Linked DNA regions of Homo sapiens: region 2 is linked to region 1. The links are chromatin loops, found by intact Hi-C in ENCODE. Cell type or tissue: HCT116. All regions are shown on one strand. Links, peaks and the distances in the headings refer to the core of each region. The heading gives the core; the rest is flanking DNA. Region 1 holds the start of PLSCR5-AS1 (PLSCR5 antisense RNA 1). Region 2 overlaps LOC105374150 (a long non-coding RNA gene).

Region 1 (10,699 bases), core at 676-8,675:
AATTTTTGTAAAGACAGGGGTTTGCCATTTTGCACAGACTGGTCTCGAACTCCTGGGCTCAAGCAATCTGCCTACCTTGACCTCCAGAAGTACTGGATTTATAGGCATGAGCCACTGCGCCCAGCCCCGTTGCTATTCTTATTCTTGCTCAATGCTGCCTTGGAATTTTCAAGGTTCTTCTAAATTCTTCTTTAAATTAAAAAAAAAATTACGTTCTTTTGCATTGTAAAATGTGAGATATTTTCAACTGTTTTCCTAATAGAAAGCATGAAAATCACTAATTTTATGTAATATAGTAAATAGGGTACTAGTAGTATCTCCAAAGGTTTTCCGTGTGATGTTAATACTTTTTATTTCCTTTTATGTCATCCTTTACAGTTAGACCTGATAATTATACACCAGCAGGTGGAGCTGCTTGGAAGTAAGTGCATTATATATATTACATATTTATTAAAACTATTGAAAATATTTTAGTTTTCAGAAGTTTCTTTGCATCTAAATATGTTATAAATGAGAAAGTTAAATGTGTAGAATAGAATTAGATCAAAAAGAGTACTAGGTCTTTTTTCAATTAAAAGCTGAAAGTAAAATTATTAGTCTTATTTAGATAAAATAGAAGCATAAAACTCTGAATCTTTGGTGATATTGCCATTCAAATTCTGACATTACATATACTTTAAAATAGTAAAAGGTATTTGATCATTTCCGTGGATGCTAATCATTTAACTTTCCTAATAATTTCAAAAATGGAAGTCAAGGTTTTGACTAAATGAGTGATTTACCAAATAGGCAAATTATTTAAGAATCTACAAATTTACAAGCATGACTAACTGGATTCAAATTACTTGAGTATTTTCTGGGTTTAGTGCTCTATATTATGCCTAAATATATATAAAAATTGAAATAGCAGGATAGCGTACACCTTTAGATATATTACCAGACAAATATTTTAGACAAAATCACTATTATCACCATGAGTTGTCCCAATAGTTCTATAACAATAATATAATTATTTTTTGAGCTATAAATTATTCTTTAAAGCATTTGTCCTTTAGTGAAAAGGTACACTACATGTTCTCAAGTAGGTCATATATCTGGAATAAACATTAATTAATTATATAGCTTTATTCTCACCATTTACTTTTATTTCCATGGCTAAGTCCTAAAAATTTAGAGCATAGAAATAAATTTGTGTGAAGAAGATACCATATATTTAATAATTGATCAGACACTGTATTCTTTTAATAACATCTCCCCTTTATTTAAAGTTATCAATACTAAGGAAAAAAATGTTTTTATAATTTTTTTTTTGTTCCATTAGTGATACTTGGTACTGAGACCTCCAACAAATATGAGATTAAAAACAGCTTGGGACAAAGAATTTACTTTGCAGTGGAGGAAAGCATCTGCTTCAATCGTACTTTCTGTTCCACTCTGCGATCTTGCACCCTGAGGATCACAGATAACTCAGGTCGAGAGGTCATTACAGTGAACAGGCCCTTGAGATGTAACAGCTGCTGGTGCCCTTGCTACCTACAAGAGGTTAGTTACTGGCTCTGGTTGTCCTTTTTGATTTTTAAGATTAGCATTTGTTTCTTTAAAAGGAATTCATCTGGAGCAATGAGGCAATTAACCTGCCAGTTGTTTTAATTATTAATAGTATGTTGCTCCTTTAGGATCAGATCAGCTTGAGGATTTGGTAATTCACTAAACTTTTTTCTTTCCAACCAAAAACTATGGTGGCTTTCATGATATAAACTGTTGAAGACAGCTCATGCATCATGTAAATGAGATAGACCTCTGGAATCTCTATAGTAGTCATGTAATTGTAATGTCTACAGGTTCCACCATTGGGCATATACACCCTTTGTCTTCTCCAACTGGAGCAAAGTCCAGGAAATGCTAAGTGATATTAAACTCCTCTAAGGTATCCTCTTGGATAGGTATTATTATTTAGTATGGAATCTCACAATGCATTTACCCATTTATGACAAAGCCCAAGGTTTGGCAAGACAATGTTATTGTTCTACAGGGAATAATTCAATTATTTTATTTTAATATATAATAGATTTACGTTATTATTTAGTACACCTGTAATAATAACTTTCATTGACTTATGCAGTTAAATTGACACAGAACTTTTACTTACTTTACTGGCTTTGATACCATGATATTCTACTCATGAGCAAGAACAGAATCATGAAATCTCTAGGAGCTAGAAATAATTACTCTCTACATTTGGCAGTCAAGGAAGGAGAGTGGAGGTGACTACCTATGACTATACATTCAAGAAATCAGGAAATATTATAGATGGGACTTGAGCCAGGTGTCCTAATTTAAGCCCAACCTTCTCTGTTAGAACCTGTGGATAAGTACTGGCCTTAGGGTGATGGGAAAATATTAATATGAAAGATGGTTATTTAGGGAAGTTTCTAATAACATATATCAAAGCTAATTCTCCAACTATTTTTAGGTAAGCATCTGACTAAGTGATAAAATGATTGAAGTGCTCGTGCATGGAGCCCAAGAATTTCCATCCGTCTACTGAGGATATTTAATATTAATATGCCCCAAGAGAGTGTAGTCATTATGATCACAGAAATATGCTCATTTTAAAATTTTTGATAATTAACTTTTTCTTTAATGGTAGTCCAGGGTCATAAATTAAACATAATATATTACTTGATAACTATTAGTAACTTTTAAAAAAATTTGATCAATAGCAAATTAATAACTTTAAAAGTGATCCCAGAGCAAATCTATATTAATTCTAAGCAGTCTAGTTGAAATCACTTTTATCTATCCAAGAACATTATAGACATATGCATAAGACTATGAACTTCATAAGAAAAGTCAAAATGAGATCAGATGATGGCGATGTCTTGGTTTAAAAGCAAACATTTAAAAAATTTGTACCCACCCCCAATTTATTTTACAAAATATTTGATTGGGTTACATAAATATGTAAAGGTAATGGAGTCAAATGCTAAAGTAATGCCGGATAATGCAAAAATCCAACTACTAGTCTCGAACACTTTGGAAGCCACAAACCAGCAATCAAACTGGTGTTTAATGACTATAACTCTGCAAGAAGCATTTGTTTTTAATTAAATATAGATAATCTTGGAGCTTATAATCTTAGAGAAAAAATATGAATACTCAATAATTGATAAAGGAGACTTAAAATAGATGTGTGTTGTGGCTACAATTAAAAGGAGTAGATATGAGTAACCACATAGGAACAGCTTCAGTGGTTGACCAATGGTTGTACTTGGGATAAAATGGCAAAGAAGCCACTGTCCTAGGGTCAGAAGATAGTCGTGGGGTAGATTCTCTTTAGGGAAATAAGACATAGACTTTTAGTGCACAGTGCTAAACGTATGTTTATACAGTGAATTTCTTTGTTTTCTGTAAAATATTTTATAAAATCTGTATCCTTAGAAGCAGGTATTTAGAATGATTTGTAGAATATCAAAATAATTTTATAACAGTATATTGTTTACAGGTAAATTGACATTATAGTAAAATTAAAATATGATAACCTAAGAAAATCTTATTTTATCATTATCTCTTCTTACAGTTAGAAATCCAAGCCCCTCCTGGTACTATAGTTGGTTACGTTACGCAGAAGTGGGACCCCTTTCTGCCTAAATTCACAATCCAAAATGCAAACAAAGAAGATATTTTGAAAATTGTTGGTCCTTGTGTGACATGTGGCTGTTTTGGCGATGTGGATTTTGAGGTACAATTGACAAAATGAAAGAAGTTTTCATTTAGGTCCTGATTTTTTTTTGCAACATAATTCAATTTTTTTATGTTCAAATTAATTTCATTTAAAATAAGTTCAGAAAATGACATATTTGTAATATAATGTAATCAGCCCATATTGTACATGCTAAGAATAGGAATATGTAAATCCAGAGATATAAAGTCCAAGGATTTTTTAAAAATAATATTACAAAATTTATCACCTTGGCCATCATATCTGTCATAGACCAGTGTAAGTATTATCCAAAGTAATATTAATAAATTTTACTATAATAAAAGCATGTTTAGCTAAATATAATTCTATGTGTTCTATGGACAAAGCTACTATATCTCTTTGATTAGAATAGTAAATGTGTTGCTATTTTAATGTGTGCAAGACTTTGAACATCAAAAATTTTTGGACACATAGCTTTGCCTTTTTAAGATAACCAATATTTCCTGATTTTGAAAATTAGCACTTCATTCTTGTTTCAGTATGTTTTATTTATGTAGAATCACAGGACACATGGCAATAAAGCCAATATATACAGTTTAGAATCACCTAAATTATGTATCTTCTTTCCTATGGGCCTTGAGATCACATATCCCAGTTTAGATCTCATTTCAGCAGCACGTTACATTAAAACAGCATTAACTCAAAAGCTGTGTTTCTAAGACTTGCTAAGTTAGTTTTGTAAAAAAAACAAAAAAAAAAAACAAAAAAAAACCTTATTCTCGTATTTGTATAAATTGAATATTTAAAAAATAGAAAGTTGTAAATTTGATCTGTAGCAATATAAACTATCTTAACAGGTTGTCCTGGACATACAACTTAGGTAGAGGAGACAGCCTAATTGAAAGTGTATATTTATTTTTCATCCATTCATACATAAATATCTCAGCAAGGGCATTTAGTTCTCAGGACTTCAGGAAACACTATGCACGTAGAATACAATGCAAATTTTGCAAACTGAGCTGTTCCAACTTCACCCTATCCCCAAAGGATTTGGCATGACTTTCCTACGAGTAATATGATTGAGGAGGACTTTAAACATAAGAGTTTTAGCATTCATGCTATAGAAATGTCCTAAGTAACCCTCTCTATTCTCTATCTTTTACTACCCTGAAAAAAGTGATAGTTTCTCTTGAATTACTTTCAGCATCAGGATGGGAAGCAGAATAAACAAACAAATAGCTGATAAAGTTGATTTGTGAACTCCTTCTAGCTGAGAAGGACTGATTGATGTCTAGTTGGTCTTAACTTCCTATATGGTACATTAACCAGGAGGATTTTTTTAATGTAAAAATAGGATTTAGGATTTGTTAGAAAGTATTGACCTAATAAATGTCTGAGTATAATATAAAAATGTGATTTAACAATGGCCAATAATATTTAAATGTTTTAATAATTATAAAATTTTAGCAACTGAAATTTGAAAGTTTACAAATTATGCCTAGAAATTAATTTAATTCCTTCTGAAATATTTTTTCAAACATATCTTCTTTTACATTTTTAAGATGGAGAATTCAGGTTTAAAATCTGGACCTCAAGTAAAGAAATCGCCTTCATGCTTAGATGATACAATTGAACTATGTACCTGCTGCCATCTTGTGGTGGCTGAGCCTTAATTATTTATCCTGATATTCTCCATCTGCATACAAAAAAGAAAAAGAATTATGATGGACTAGAAAACTGTCAAAAAAGCAAAGTTTCTAAAAAGTAAACTGAAAAGCTAAATTTACAAACCTATGCTTATATGATGGAATGAATAACATGGAATTGTCATTTTGAAGATGACAAATAAAATAATTCAAATCTCTCATGAAGTAAACACCCTCAGAAGTATAAAACCAACTTTTTTCACTGTCAAATTTAATACTCCTTATTTTCTTTCTAAAGGTGAAAACCATTAATGAAAAGCTTACAATTGGGAAGATTTCAAAGTACTGGTCAGGATTTGTAAATGATGTCTTCACAAATGCTGACAATTTCGGAATTCATGTTCCTGCAGATCTAGATGTAACAGTCAAAGCAGCAATGATCGGTGCCTGTTTTCTCTTTGTAAGTATGGGCTTTGAGAGCATGAGTGATTTGTTATTCTCCCTCTTGCTTGTTAATTACAATATAGCCTATCCCATTTACACAGTTTTTACCCCCAAAGAGTATATTTTATTCATAGAAGGATAGCTTAGGACCAATGTTCTTCAAAAATTAGAATTTAGAACCCTGCATTTCTGTTAGGCAGCCCCTCTTCAGTGATCTCATATCCCCTTTCTCAAAGATTGAAGTGTTATCACATCCTATTCATCATTTCTTTAAAACCTAGTTTCCCCTTGCTTTTACGTTCAATTTAGATTTTTGGCTTATTTTCACTTGAACTAAAAAATATGCAAACATAAATATCACATGATTTATCCTGGATAAAGTTCCAGACTGGTTCATTGCATAATAGTGAGCTAGATGATATTAAGAATGTTGCCTTCTCAGTGTGAACATAGACACATGAAATGATTTGATGAGTTAATAGGTACCAGTTGCCATTATTTCTAAGATACTATGTTCTTGTTATTACTTTCCAACTTACAATTATATTGAAAACCTTTTCTTCTTTGGTATATGGAGATTGGTGATAGAAGAACAGAAGTCAAATAATACCTGTATCAAAATGCTTGACCTATATCCTGTTCTTAGTTTTCCCTCTAATATTTACCTAATTTCCTACCATTTTCAATGCAGCCATAAAAACTTATGGAGTTTTTATTTGTTGATATATAAACACATGTATTTTCTATAAATACATGAAAAAGATGTGTATACACAGGCACACACATAAGTGATTAAAACAAACAGCATAAGAGTTGAGAGTAGGTTGCAGACATGATGCCTTTTCCCCTAATTATATTAGTGTGCATTTCCTAAAAACAAGGAATTTTTTTACACATCACAGTACTATTGTCAAAGTCAGGCACTAAACACTGATTCAATGCTATTATCTAATCTACAGACTTTATTCGGTTTGCACTGATTTGCATAATGATGTCCTTTCTGACAATAGAAAATCCAAGATCATGAAGTATGTCCATTTTGTCACATCTCATTTGTTTCTTTTCACCTGGAACTGTTCCTAAGGGGTGTGTGTGTGTGTATATGTGTGTGCATGAACATGTGCACATGCATGTGCATTTCCCTGAGTCTCATGACATTGGCATTTTTGTTTTTGTTTTATTTTTTGTTCTATTTTTTGAGATAGAGTCTCACTCTGTCACCCAGGCTGGAGTGCAGTGGCGCAATCTTGGCTCACCACAACCTCTGCCTCCCAGGTTCAAGCGATTCTCCTGCCTCAGCCTCCCGAGTAGCTGGGATTACAGGCATGTGCCACCATACCCGGCTAATTTTTTTGTATTTTTAGTAGAGATGGGGTTTCACTGTGTTAGCCAGGATGGTCTCGATCTTCTGACCTCGTGATCCACCCGCTTTGGCCTCCCAAAGTGCTGGGATTATAGGTGTGAGCCACCTTGCCCAGCCGACATTGGCATTTTTTAAGTGCATAAGCCAATTATTTTGTAAACTGTGGCCTAATTTCAGTTTGTGTCATGGTTAGATTCAGGTTATGCACTTTTGGTAATCATGAAATTTTTATAAAGCTTAAATTCCTTCTCATGTTTTATTGTTTTCTGGGGTTTCAGAATGCTAAATCTGATTGTTTACATTAATGCCCTATTTACTGAGTCTCTTCTAATGATATTTGGAAAATATATGAACTAAAAATTATTCCCTGATGACTTCACTGAAACTCAGAATTTAATACATAGATATATATGTATATATATATGCATATATACATATACATATACATATACAAGTATGTATATTAGGATTATTTCTCCAGGATTTCAGAGGAATTATTTTAACTTACCAGTCTCCTATTATTGGTAGAAGATGGAAGTAATATCTATAGAGTGCTAGGTTTTTAAACTTACTAAGTTGTCACTTACTCTCAACTCCCATTTTCATCTGCAAATCTAACCAGCTTAGTCCACCTTGCCTGTTGCCTAATGTCATCTCTTCCCTATTCTCCTCTATCCACTGGACAGTGCTTTTAACTTGTCACCCTTCCTTTGCTTACTGTTCCCATCTTTGATCATTCTGACTTCAACACCAACCCCTCCACACACACACCCTTTCCCCAAGATCTTCATTAGGCCTTTCTGATTAAGCCCCACACTTAACGTTAATATTTAGAAATAGATCCTTTTTAATCTGCCCTACTCACCTATTTTACATAACAAGCTGATAGTTAAAATGTACTGCCAAAATTGGAACTACAGTTCTCTGTATTTTAAACCTTATCAGTTTTTCTTATTGTTTCAGAAACCCTCTAAACATATGTTCTTCTTGAAAAAGCATGTATTTCTTAGTCCATATGCTTTGAGAGATTGATGAGATGTAGGTTCCGTAAAGGTTGATCTAGGTCATACTCAAAGTGTGGTGCAAAGTGCAAGCATCTGCACCACCTAGAAGCTCGCTCAAAGCAAAGAATCTCAGATCCCACCCCAGATGCATCAGGACCTGCACTTGAACAAGATGCCCAGGTGCTTCCTCTATGCACTATAAATTTAAGAAGCACTGATCTAGATAATACCCTAATCATCTAAAAGGATAACTTTTAAACTCCAGCATTTAAGGGAGAAATGTTCACTGAGAATAGTTAATGACTCCCATTCATTTCTCTTTTTTTCTTTTTACCATCATATTGTAAAACATTTGCCTTTTTTTGCCAGCCAATATAGCTTATAAAACTATTTCTTACATGTATTACCAAGATAAATTACTTTCCTTATACATAATTTTATAGAAAGAATTATGTTTTTAATTTTTAATTGCTGTTTCTATTTTATTCAGGCGAAAGCTTTAGAAAGCTGCTGGTATAAGGTTATTTCCTCATTTAAATACAAATCTAAATCACAAATGAAATCTAATTTTTGGTCTCTTCTGGTTCCAAGATACGGCTTCACAACCCACCACTCCTCCGACTCACCACTCACTCTTTGAGTTCTCTCTGGTGTAGTTTTCAGTACTCCCTCAAATAACCACCTATTGCTGACCACATTATCTCTGGTAATATATCTAATTTTTGTTCAAATATTCGTATCCATTATAACTTCCTACACTGACCCAGAATGCATACAGTCTAATTCTGCAAAGGGTTTATCACCCAAAAGTTTGACAATACTATGCAGATTTAGATAAAGTTTCCAAGTTACTTATACTCTGAAAATTCAACATGAAAATAAAAAGTCACGAAGCTTAAAATTTTTAAATTTTTCTTCTCCAGATAAATCATATAATACTGGAACACTTTGACAATACCATGCAGATTCAGATAGGGTTTCTAAGTTACTTATACTCTGAAAATTCAACATGAAAATAAAATGTTGTAAAGCTTAAGACTTTTAAATTTTTCTTCTTCTGTTAAATCATAATACTGGAACACCACTGGAAATATAATTGCTTTACATAATCAAAGCTTGCATGTCAAACTTTTGATCTTAATTGTTGTCTTTTTGTAAATTCACTTATATTCAGTTTACTTATTTGTAGGATTTTATGTTCTTTGAACATTCACTGGCTGGATTATAATAACCAAGATAATGAAAACAATAAAATATGCAGAACATATTTCAGTAAGTAAAAAGCAAGTTTAAATGATCTCTTTCCCTTTGAAGATGTCTATATTTGACGCTATCTAACTCTTTTTCATTTTCTTCTAGAAATCCCTTGGGCTCTGGATTTCATTTCTGAATGGTTTGAATGTTTGCTTTTTTGTTAAAAAAAAATGTTAATTATTATATTTATTAAAACAGTTTAATGAGGCAATTATCTAGTTGTGAATGCATGATAGCTAAATACGTGATTACTGGCCTGAGCACAAGGTTGCTTTGAGAGATTACCATTCTTTCTTTTTATCCTTTTGAAGTTATTGCAATGGTAAGCATGAAAGATGAGAACTAAGGCTTGCAGCATCACTGATGAAAATTCAATGTTTAGAGAACACTTTTGAAGTTTTTCTGGTACTAAGGCTAGTTACTAATCAAAAGGACTGAGTTTCTAAAACATTTTTTCAAAAGTAGTCCCTTTATACTTTGTTTATTAATTTTCTTATTGTAGTGAGATATTATTACTTTACACTGGAAAAGTTAAAAGTTGGGTAAATAATATATCTAAAGATGAAGAGGAAGATAGATGGTATCAATTCATTCTAGTGGTAAGAGGCACAGTTACATTCCATAAAGAAACTAGTATTTACAAACCAAAGCATGCTTTAAATACCTACTCATGCCAGAGATTTAAATAAGCATATAAATAGACCTCTAAGACCTGCAGTGTTGTCTAGCAGGAATTTTATCTATTTGCAGTGAAAATTCAATCAATTAAGGGATCTAAGGCTCTGAAAAATAGACAACTCAAGGACTTAAAAACAAGCAAAGGAAACCAAATAAATAAAATCTTAATCCATGAGTCAAATGCAGAAGTAAAAGAGTCCAGTACATTCAATTAAATTAATATATTTCACTTCAACATTTATGGAGTTTTCCTGATTACTATCCACTAGTTATCAACATATCTCCAAAACCTACACAAAAGGAAAATTTGTTATGAATGACAATAATTATTCTCTCCTTCTTCCAAATGGAACAGATTTCTTTTAAGCAAGGTACCATGAAGCCATGTAGGCTCTATTTTAGACTTACACAAATACCACCTACAGTTTTATGCATGTATAAGGGTGTTTCAAGAAATTCCAGGCGATTCTTCACTTAGAAAAAGAGAATGTATGCTAAACATCTGTTACTAAGTTAGTCAAGTTAGAGTCATTTGAAATTAGGAGATGATCATTTCCTAGAAATAATATTATGGGTGGTAGTAAGTTCCCCAGAGAACACACAAATA
Region 2 (10,699 bases), core at 1,099-9,098, 1.9 Mb before region 1:
ACTTTAATTAGTTAATTTAAGCTCACAATAACCAAATGAGGCAGGAACCATTATCATCCCCTTTTGACAATATAGAAAACTGAAACCAGGAGATCAATGAACTTTCCCACAGTTACACAACTAGTGTGGAAATTGGACTTAATTTCTATCTGTATGACTATAGCTCTCAAGCTATTAGGTTGGTGCAAAAGTAATTGCGGTTTTTGACTTTTTTTTTTTTTAAGGCAAAAACCACAATTACTGTTGCACCAATATAATGATAACCTTCAATCATTCTAACTTATTTAGCTAGCGAATGCAAACTGGTTTTACAAAATCTTTGCAGCTAACCATTTCTCCAAGGAGTAGAGCCTGGCATGACAGACATTTCAATGTTTCCCCTTTGTGCAGAGTTAGATGAGATTATTACTATGTGACTATTCCGATTTGTGTTTTTCCTGTTCCTTGAAGGCATGGATGATGTCATCTTGTCTCCTGTGCCTGGATATTTCCTGAGTCCTAGTTGAATAAGTGAGTGAATGTTCTTATTGTACAAATTTTTATCACAGTTATCATATGCATTGCAGCTATTTATTTTATAATCTTATAATCTTTTTTCCTGGCCTTCCTTCTGATGTTGTTCAGAAACATCTGCCAAATGAATGAAAGAATGAAAAAGTGAAGTTATGAATAAACACAAGTGATTGTGGTATGGAAGGCTTGTTTCCAAATCTTACTTGCCAGACTCTTAAAAATTTATTTGTTCTTATCTGTCTGAATAATTCCAACTCAAATGTCAAGACTCAAGATATGCATCTTTTCCTCAGAAAATGCCACCGTCCCCAATATTTACACCCAGGGTACACCCAGACTGACAGAGAGAAAAGGCTCATTGTTGGAGCTTCTATCTCTGACCAGAGCTGGATGATGGCACTTCCCATGCTGTAATGCAACACTTTATTTTGGTCTAGGTCTCCTGATAGGCTAAGACCTAGAGACTAATATTTTATTTAACTGTATGTCTTTAATATGTAGTATATTTCTTAGTATGCAGCCAACAGTTATTGACTATTAACTGCTATTTGTTGAATGAGTGAGTCATTTTGTATATTTATAAATAGGGGTAGGATCCCAGAAAATTAATTAAAGGAAAAAGAAGCTAGTTAAACTTTTAGTTTATTTTTTTATTTCCCTAGGTTTTTGGGGAACAGGTGTTATTTGGTTACATGAGCAAATTCTTTAGTGGTGATTTGTGAGATTTTGGTGCACGCATCACCTGAGCAGTACACACTAAACCCAATTTGTAGTCTTTTATCCCTCACCCGCCTCCCACCCTTTCTCCTGAGTCCCCAAAGTCCATTGTATCATTCTTTTTTTCTTTTGAGACAGAGTCTCACTCTGTTGCCAGGCTGGTGTGCAGTGGTGCCATCTCGGCTCACTGCAACCTCTGCCTCCTGAGTTCAAGCAATTCTCTTGCCTTAGCCTCCCAAATAGCTGGATCTACAGGCACGCACCACCACGCCCAGCTAACTTTTTGTACTTTTAGTAGAGATGGGGTTTCACCATGCTGGCCAGGATGGTCTCGATCTCTTGACCTCATGATCCGCCCACCTTGGGCTCCCAAAGTGTTGGGATTACAGGCGTGAGCCACCGCACCTGGCCCATTGTATCATTCTTATGCCTTTGCACCCTCATAGCTTAGCTCCCACTTATGAGTGAGAACATACAATGTTTGGTTTTCCATTCCTGAGTCACTTTACTTAGAATAATAGTCTCTAGTTCCATCCAGGTTGCTGCAAATGCTGTTAATTTGTTCCTTTTTATTACTGAATAGTATTCCATTGTATATATATATATATGCCACAATTTCTTTATCCAATCGTTGATTGATGAGGATTTCAGCTGGTTCCATAGTTTTGCAATTGTGAATTGTGCTGCTATAAACATGTGTGTGCAAGTATCTTTTTTGCATGATGACTTCTTTTCCTTTAGGGAGATACCTAGTAGTGGGATTGCTGAATCAAATGGTAGTTCTACTTCTAGTTCTGTAAGGAACCTCCACACTGTTTTCCATAATGGTTGTACTAGTTTACATTCCCACCAGCAGTGTGGAAGTGTTCCCTTTTCACTGCATCCATGCCAACATCTATTTTATTAATTTTTTTTTTATTATGGCCATTCTTGCAGGAGTAAGGTGGTATTGCATTGCAGTTTTGATTTGCATTTCCCTGATCATTAGTGATAGTGAGCATTTTTCACGTTTGTTGGCCATTTGTATACCTTCTTTTGAGAATTGTCTATTCATGTCCTTAGCCCACTTTTTGATGGGACTGTGTGTTTTTTTCTTGCTGATTTGTTTGAGTTCATTGTAGATTCCGGATATTAGTCCTTTGTCAGATTTATAGATTGTGATGATTTTTTCTCCCACTCTGTAGGTTGTCTGTTTACTCTGCTGACTGTTCCTTTTGCGTGCAGAAGCTGTTTAGTTTAATTAAGTCCCATCTATTTATCTTTGTTTTTGTTGCATTTGCTTTTGGGTTCTTGGTCATGAAGTCTTTCCTGAGGCAATGTCAAGAAGGGTTTTTCCAATGTTATCTTCTAGAATTTTTATAGTTTCAGGTCTTAGATTGAAGCCCTTGATCCAACTTGAGTTGATTTTTGTATAAGGTGAGAGATGAGGATCCAGTTTCATTCTTTGACATGTGGCTTGCCAATTATTCCAGCACCATTTGTTGAAGATCAGTTGACTGTAGGTATTTGGGTTTATTTCTGGGTTATTTATTGTGTTTGATTGGTCTATGTGCCTATTTTTATACCACTATCATGCTGTTTTCATTACTTTGGCCTTGTAGTATAGTTTGAAGTCAGGTAATGTAATGCCTCCAGATTTGTTTGTTTTGCTTAGTCTTGCTTTGGTTATGCAGGTTTTTTTTTGTTGGTTCCATATGGATTTTAGGATTGTTTTTTCTAGTTCTGTGAACAATGATGGTGGTATTTTGGTGGGAATTGCATTGAATTTGTGATTGCTTTTGGCAGTATGTTCATTTTCACAATACTGATCCTACCTATCCATGAGCATGGGATGTGTTTCCATTTGTTTGTGTCATCTGTGATTTCTTTCAGCAGTGTTTTGTAGTTTTCCTTGTAGAGGTCTTTCAACTCCTTGGTTGTATATTCCTAAGTATTTTATTTTATTTTATTGCAGCTATTGTAAACGGAGTTGAGTTCTTGATTTGATTCTCAGCTTGGTTGCTATTGGTGTATAGCAGAGCTACTGATTTGTGTACATTAATTTTGTATCCTGAAACTTTGTTGAATTCATTTATCAGTTCTAGGAGCTTTTTGGAGGAGACTTTAGGGTTTTCTAGGTACATGATTGTATCATCAGCAAACAGCGACAGTTTGACTTCTTCTTTACCAATTTGGATGCCCTTTCTTCTTTCTCTTGTCTGATTGCTCGTCAAGGACTTCTAGTACTATGTTGAATAGAAGTGGTGAGAGTGGGCATCCTTATGTTGTTCCAGTCCTCAGAAGGAATGCTTTCAACTTTTCCCCATTCAGTATGATGTTGGCTGTGGGTTTGTCATAGATGGCTTGTATTACATTGTGGTATGTTCCTTGTATGCCGATTTTGCTGAAGGTTTTAATCATAAAGGGATGCTGGATTTTGTCAAATGCCTTTTCTGTGTATCTGGAAATGATCATGTGATTTTTGTTTTCAATTCTGTTTATGTGGTGTAACACGTTTATTTACTTGTGTATGTTAAACTGTCCCTGCATGATATGAAACTCACTTGATTGTGGTAGATTATCTTTTTGATATGCTGTTGGATTTGGTTAGATAGTATTTTGTTAAGGATTTTTGCATCTATGTTTATGGGGGATATTGGTCTGTAGTTTTCTTTTTTTGTTATGTCCTTTCCTGGTTTTGGCATTAGGGTGATACTGGCTTCATAGAATGAATTAGGGAGGATTCCCTCTTTCTCAGTCTTGGGAAATAGTGTCAACAGTATTGGTACCAAAGTCCATTTCACTCCCCTGCAACCTCCACTGGATCAGGTGCTGGTATCTATGGCTGAGAGACCTGAAGATGGTTCACATAATGGGACTCTGAGCAGACACCCCCCAGTACCAGCCCACGGCCTGGTAGCCCTGCGGGGTGGCTAGATCCAGAAGAGAAATAACAATCACTACAGTTCAGTTCTCAGGAATCCACGTCCCTAGGAAAAGGGCAAGAGTACTATATTAAGTGAGCACCCCGTGGGACAAAAGAATCTGAACAGCAGCCTTGAGCCCCAGACCTTCCCTCTGACATAGCCTACCCAAATGAGAAGAAACCAGAAAAACAAATCTGGTAATATGACAAAACAAGATTCTTTAACACCCCCCAAAAATCACACTAGCTCACCAGCAATGGATCCAAACCAAGAAGAAATCCCTGAATTGCCAGAAAAAGAATTCAGAATGTTGATTATTAAGCTAATCAAGGAGGCACCAGAGAAAGGTGAAGTCCAATTTAATTTTTAGTTCTTTAAGGAATCTCCACACTGTTTTCCATAATGGTTGTACTAGTTTACATTCCCATCAGCAGTGTAGAAGTGTTTGTGTGACTTGTAAGGAGGTGGAGATTGCACCTACCAGTAAACTTCCCTTTGGAAATAGTCACGTAGTGCTGTTAAAAAGTATATAATAAAAACCACTTTAGGCCAATAGTTGTAAAAATGCAACCCAAGGCTTCCAAAATGTTAGCAACAATACTCTTAAATTCCAGCAGATGGTAGTGTTGTTATAAAAATCTGCCATCCTTGGTTAGCTAAAATAAAACACATCTCACTTTTCATAAAAACACTTTTGTTCTTTTTTCCTTTGAAAAATGAAGAGAAAAGAGGGTGCCCAATAACTCTTCTTTCTAGAAGCTTTAAGTAAGAAAGAAAACTTAAAAAAAGAAAGTGGTCACTGTTGGTCCATGATAGAAGAATTATAAAAAAGTTTATTTTTCATAATTGATGGTATATAGATAGATATGGATGATATATATTATATATAAATATAAAATTTATATGAATATAATTATGTCACAGAAATGATAAAAATGATATATTGTGTGTTGGTCACTATTTATCTACATGTAATTATATGTATATAAATTGCATATATCATATACATAATTTTTTTCTGTATTTGCTGTTTAGGATTGGAGAAGGAACAATGGTCCCCTTCCCCACATCTACAACTATCAACTCTTCAAAATATGGTTAAAAAGGACTCTAATTATTTAAAAATATAATAATGTATCTTTCCATTGCTGGGGTGTCCATGTTTGTATTACCTTGAGATCAAATTCTGATAGAGTATATGGGAACATTTCTCTTTTGCCTTAGTCCAACCCCACATTTATTAGTCCAAAATTAAAATGCATATTATCTTTTGACTGATCAATGAAATGGGTACCAGTCAAAGATTACAAAGAAAGATTTCAAGAAAGACTTCAGAATATCTGAGTACTGTACAAGCAAACAAGATCTTGGTTTAGATTATTTGTTAATACTTCCTAAAGTTCAGCAATTTCTTATAGAACAACTGAATGATATCCTGAAGTAACACATATTTCTGCTGTTGTAGAAAAGGAAGATAATTTTCTCCTTAAATCTTCTTATTCTTTTTATGCTTGCATCTATTTAGTATACAAATCAAAGGGATAAAAAACTGATGTACAGACGGTCCCCAATTTACAATGGTTTGACTTGACTTTTTGACTTTATGATGGTGCAAAAACCATGCACATTCAATAGAAAGTGGTAAGACGCTCTCTTGTGATGCTGCAGCTCCCAGTCAGCCATGCCATCACGAGGGTAATCAACTGGTACTCTGTAGTGTCCTGTGTTGCCAGATGGTTTTGCCCAACTGTAGCCTAATTTAAGGTGTCTGAGCACATTTAAGGTAGCCTAGGCTAAGCTACAAGGTTAAGTAGTTTAGGTGTATTAAAGGCACTTTTAAGTTATGATATTTTCAACTTACAATGTTTATGGAGATGAAATGTTACGTTAAGTCAAGGAGCATCTGTATAAGCAGGATCATTATCCTTATATTAATGAGATCAAAAAAGAGAAGCATTCACTAAGACAATTTATTTCTTTTAGTACTATTTTCTTGATAAGGAAAAAAGACAAGAAAAGTTGACCAAATTTTTAAATATTTACATTTTATATTTTTAAAGCATATCAATTCTATACAGGCCACCTAAATATTAGACGTTCAGATAAGTGACTTCTAACATATTCTGAGGGCATTTTTATATGTATGTAAATGTGTTTATATAGACATTTACATACATATATAGACATTTACATACACATATTTATCTTTACATCTCTGAAATTAGTATTGAAATATGTGAGAAACAGGATTTGTTGTGTGTGCTCATTTTAAAAACACTGTATAACTGTGTAAAATATTTTTCATTGTGGAAAATGGTTAGATGGTATTATGTAGAATTATTTTACAGCCGGTGACATAAGGGGTGATTTTTTCAAAGAATTCTTTTACTATTTTGAAGTGTCCTTTTAAAAGAATGATACTTTTTATAACTGATAAAATAATTATTGTAATATAAAATTCAATGTCCAAAGACATTATCAGGAACACACTGATTATTGAAAAAGTAGTTTGTAAAACCTGATGTCTAATATATTAATGAAAATAAAATTTATTTTTGTTAATCTAGGTCATAACTGCTTTTGGAATATCATGAAACATATGAATGAATTTATTCCAAGTGAAAAATCATTCAGTAGAGTCAAACTATAGTGTTTTCCAAAGGAATTTCCTTTTAATGACTTGCAGATGTTGTTGTGTTTAATGTCAATAAAAAATTGAATTCAGTTTTTGGACATAAAAATTTACATGAAATACATCCCCCGAGTACATTAAGTGTTTTCATATTCATGAAAAAGACCATTTGGAAAAGAGTAAAAACAGATATTTAAAAAATTTATTACTAAAAATGTTTGTTAAATATTATAATGACTTTCCTAGAGCAATCCCTTAAATTAAAAACCTAAGAAAATAATCGATTTTATTTTAGAGAGAGAAAGTGTTTTTAGGATTGAGAAAGAAATTACTTCTTAATATTTCAAAATCCTGTACAGGTTAAGCATTCCTAATCCCAAAATTTGAAATCTGAAATGCTTCAAAATCCAAAACTTTTGAGTGCCCATTTGATGCCACAAGTGGAAATAATACAGTTGACCTCACATGATTGGTTGCAATCAAAATGCAGGCACACAACAGACTAGTGATCATGATAACAGTGATGATGAAGATGACTGACATTGTTAACACTGCAGAAAAATTATCTAGAGATGGCATGGTGAAAATGTGTGATGGGCTTATTGAAGGACTAGGGCAGTATGCATTCATCACAGAACAAGAAATCACGTAAGCTATAAAATCAAATAAATAATTCTAAGACAAAAAAATGAAAAATTAAAACAAGTTGTTAATGAGGCAGATGACATTCTGGAAGAAACATTTTAAGAAGCCATCCAATAGGATGCTTCTTCATCTTTAGAGGGCCCTCAAGTGCTTCTGATTCTTCTTCTCGCCTATCTCAAAATACAATACGATGTATAGTAACCTTCTAATCTAAACAGAGGATTGCGGGTAGAGACTGAAAGTCTGCCATTGCTTGTGGATGTTGTTTGACAGCTGATACAGGCATTCTGGTGATGACACTGTGCTGTTTGGTTACCTCAAACACATTATTTTTTTCACTGTATTAATGGTGTGTCCTCTTTTTTACAGTTAAATACCTATGTGTGAATAAGTGTAAGAAAATGATTGCTTATTAATAGCATATAAATTCAGAGTCAGGAGTGATGGTAATGCCAGAAAAAAATCTTCAGATTATCTACATGAGTGGCTGAGATAGTGACACTTTTGCTTCCTGATGAGTCAACGTACACAAACTTTGTTTCATGCTCAAATCTGTTTTAAAATATTGTAGAAAATTATCTTCAGGTTAGGTGTACAAGGTGTATATGAAACATAAATTTTGTGTTGTGACTTGGGTTCTATCCCCAAGATATTTCATTATGTATATGCAAATATTCCAAAATTTGAAAAACTCCAAAACACTTCTTGTCCCAAGCTTTTTGGATAAGGGATACTTAACATGTATTTGTTTTTTTCAATCTGCATTTTAAATTTTCTGATAAAATATATGGAAAAAACAACATCTCTAAAAAAACGCACTCCTTCTAAAGTCATAAAATTTCTATTTCAGTGTATGTTAGTAATTCAGAGAAGGTCCCTAGATGTGTGCTTCTCTAGAACTTTGCCCTTTTCTCTGTCATAATACTTGCAATTGCCTCCTCGTTTACTTACCTTGCTAGATTGCAAGTTTCTTGAAGTCAGGAACCATGACTCATTAGCTTACCATGCTATTTCAGTGCCCAGCACAATGCTAGGCCCTCAAGAAGTATTTACTAAATGAAGAATCCAGATTTTTAAAAAAAAAATTCGTGGGTATATAGTAGGTGTACATCTTTATGGGGTACATAAGATAGTTTGATACAGGCATGCAATATGAAATAAGCACATCATGAAGAATGGGGTATCTACCCCCTCAAGCATTTATCCTCTGAGTTACAATCTAATTATACCCTTTAAATCATTAAAATGTACATTTAAGTTATTATTGACTATAGTCACCCTATTGTGCTATCAAATAGTAGATCTTATTCACTCTTTCTATTTTTTTCATACCCCTTAATCATCCCCAACTCCCCCCTCCAAGGATCCAGATTTTTTACTCTCTCACCATATTTTTTTTAAAAAACCTTATTTTATTTTTTATTTCCTAAGGGTGCTAAAATTCTGAAAAATCATCCGGAAGTAATAGCATCACAATATTAGTATTTATTTAGTCATCTATCAAGTCATCCTCCCACCCCCCGAATTAGGGCATGTGGGTGAAGTCTTAGGAGCCTGCAACATTTTTTTTTCCTTTTAAAGGGGCTAGGCACACTCATACCAAGTTGCTCCTTGGCATTTTAAGTGCTATTAGCTTTAGAGTTAAGACATGCTCTAAATGAAGTACCAATTACTAGTCACTGGTTCAAAATTCAAAGGGGAAGAAGAAAGGAGTTGAGGGTGAAGTTAATAAGTAGTCTTCTGCCCTACACTCTGAATCTGCACCCTGATTTGTCCCCATTCATCTCCTCAAACCCACCCCGCCTATGAGGTCATTTCTACTCTGGAATCTGGGACAAATCGAAGGTATAAAGGAGTTTAACTATTTGTAGCTGAGTTCTCAGGGAGACTGAACCTTGAATCCATGTTTCTCTGGTTTTACTCTGACCTTTTGTTTTATTTCTAGAAAATGCAATTCTTGACTTGAGATGAATCAGTTCCCCAATTTATACTTCATTCGTGGAAACTGGGTCTTGGGCAACATCTCAGCAATTCCTTCCAATCTGAAGTTCTCTCATCTGCTGGTAACCGGTCCATTCCTATTGGCGTTCAAGCAATCACAAACACATCCTACTTTTGAGAAATGTGAGCACATGCTTCCCAGCCCCTTCCTAAAACTCTGCCTTGGATAGAAAACATATCCCTGGGTAGCTCTTTTTCTGTCATCACTTTTGCCAGATGTTGATGGCAGAATTCCTCTTTGTTTATTATTAACATCAATTCCAGGAGATGTGTTACCCTCTGTCCAGAACATGAAGTACTTGACTTGCATCTATCTTGCTTATGATTTGTATTTCATTGGCACATCGTCCAAGATGAAAAAATTCAAGCAGTATAATCATAAATATTGGCATTTCAGTCATCTGATCCCTAATTTTTTCCCTTAACATTAGGAATTGATTCCATTTACAATGATTGCTGCCTATGTAATTATTTCTTTGTAACACAATATTTTAAGAGTACATTAACTCATGCATTATGAGATTGAGTATGTCATAATTATACAAAGCAGCAACTTGATCCAAGAGTTACAAAAAAGAATGATACTACCTTTCAATTATGACTTTATCTCAGATCCATTTATTAAGTATTGTCAGACTCATGGCCTGTGGGTATCTTTATTTTGTGTCATAAATAGAAAAAGAAAAAAGCGTTCAGTTCAGAGCTCAAATCCCTTTTAGGAAAAAAAAAAATCGTACGGTAAAACTGTTTAGCATAAGAAAAACTTTTTTTAAGGCTTTACATAGTTCGTAAACAAGTGTTTATAAAGCCCCTTTTGGGCCTTTGCGACCTTCATAAAATGCCCCTGATTATCAAAGAACAAATAAATTAGGCAGGTATACTAAATTTTTCTCTTACAAAGAAACACTGGTGAAATTATGTTAAAATAAACTTGACAGGATTTCTGGATAGATGACACTTCAGTGCCAATAATGTTGTTTCTCTGATAACCTTGCTAAAAGGCTAAATTTTTCAGTAATAGATTATTCCTGACCATGATACAGATTGCATTTTTAATTTTGCAAATGTTTTTGATTGGCTACTATGACCTTGATATCACACTGGACACCAGGCTATCAGGGGTTGATACTGGCTGTAAAGTCATCACAGGTGTTTTATTTGCAGCCAACTAGTGTTCTCTTTAACTTTGATTCCTATCTAAACTAGTTGGAAAAACCCAGGATGGGAAAAACAGAAAAGAAAAAAAGAGAGAGAGAGAAAAGCGTTTTTCATGAAGAACCATTCT

The links. A loop is a pair of places that touch in the nucleus more often than their neighbours do. Peaks named below come from ENCODE experiments on the same cell type or tissue, not always from the same donor. Only the 100,000 strongest peaks of a DNase experiment are listed, where the experiment ranks them.
Region 2: it touches region 1 in a loop (4-fold over the local background); 2 of 110 quality-filtered maps call a loop at or near these places.

The regions. Positions count from the first base shown.
Region 1 is chr3:146,584,763-146,595,461 of GRCh38, reverse strand. PLSCR5 (phospholipid scramblase family member 5) reads left to right here. Exons shown (of 8, transcript NM_001085420.2): 3 at 379-421; 4 at 1,322-1,542; 5 at 3,581-3,742; 6 at 5,648-5,809; 7 at 9,350-9,432; 8 at 9,520-9,625. The coding sequence ends at 9,388. PLSCR5-AS1 (PLSCR5 antisense RNA 1) reads right to left here and starts at 5,860. Exons shown (of 2, transcript NR_046698.1): 1 at 5,674-5,860; 2 at 5,137-5,399. In HCT116, for the core only: a CTCF peak has its summit at 5,357 (motif pointing left); a DNase peak (open chromatin) is centred at 5,361.
Region 2 is chr3:148,454,191-148,464,889 of GRCh38, reverse strand. It overlaps LOC105374150 (a long non-coding RNA gene), which reads left to right. Exons shown (of 7, transcript XR_924571.2): 2 at 451-510; 3 at 9,359-9,537. Among named protein-coding and RNA genes, the nearest start is that of LINC02046, 180 kb to the right of the region's middle. In HCT116, for the core only: a CTCF peak has its summit at 4,727 (motif pointing right); a DNase peak (open chromatin) is centred at 4,729.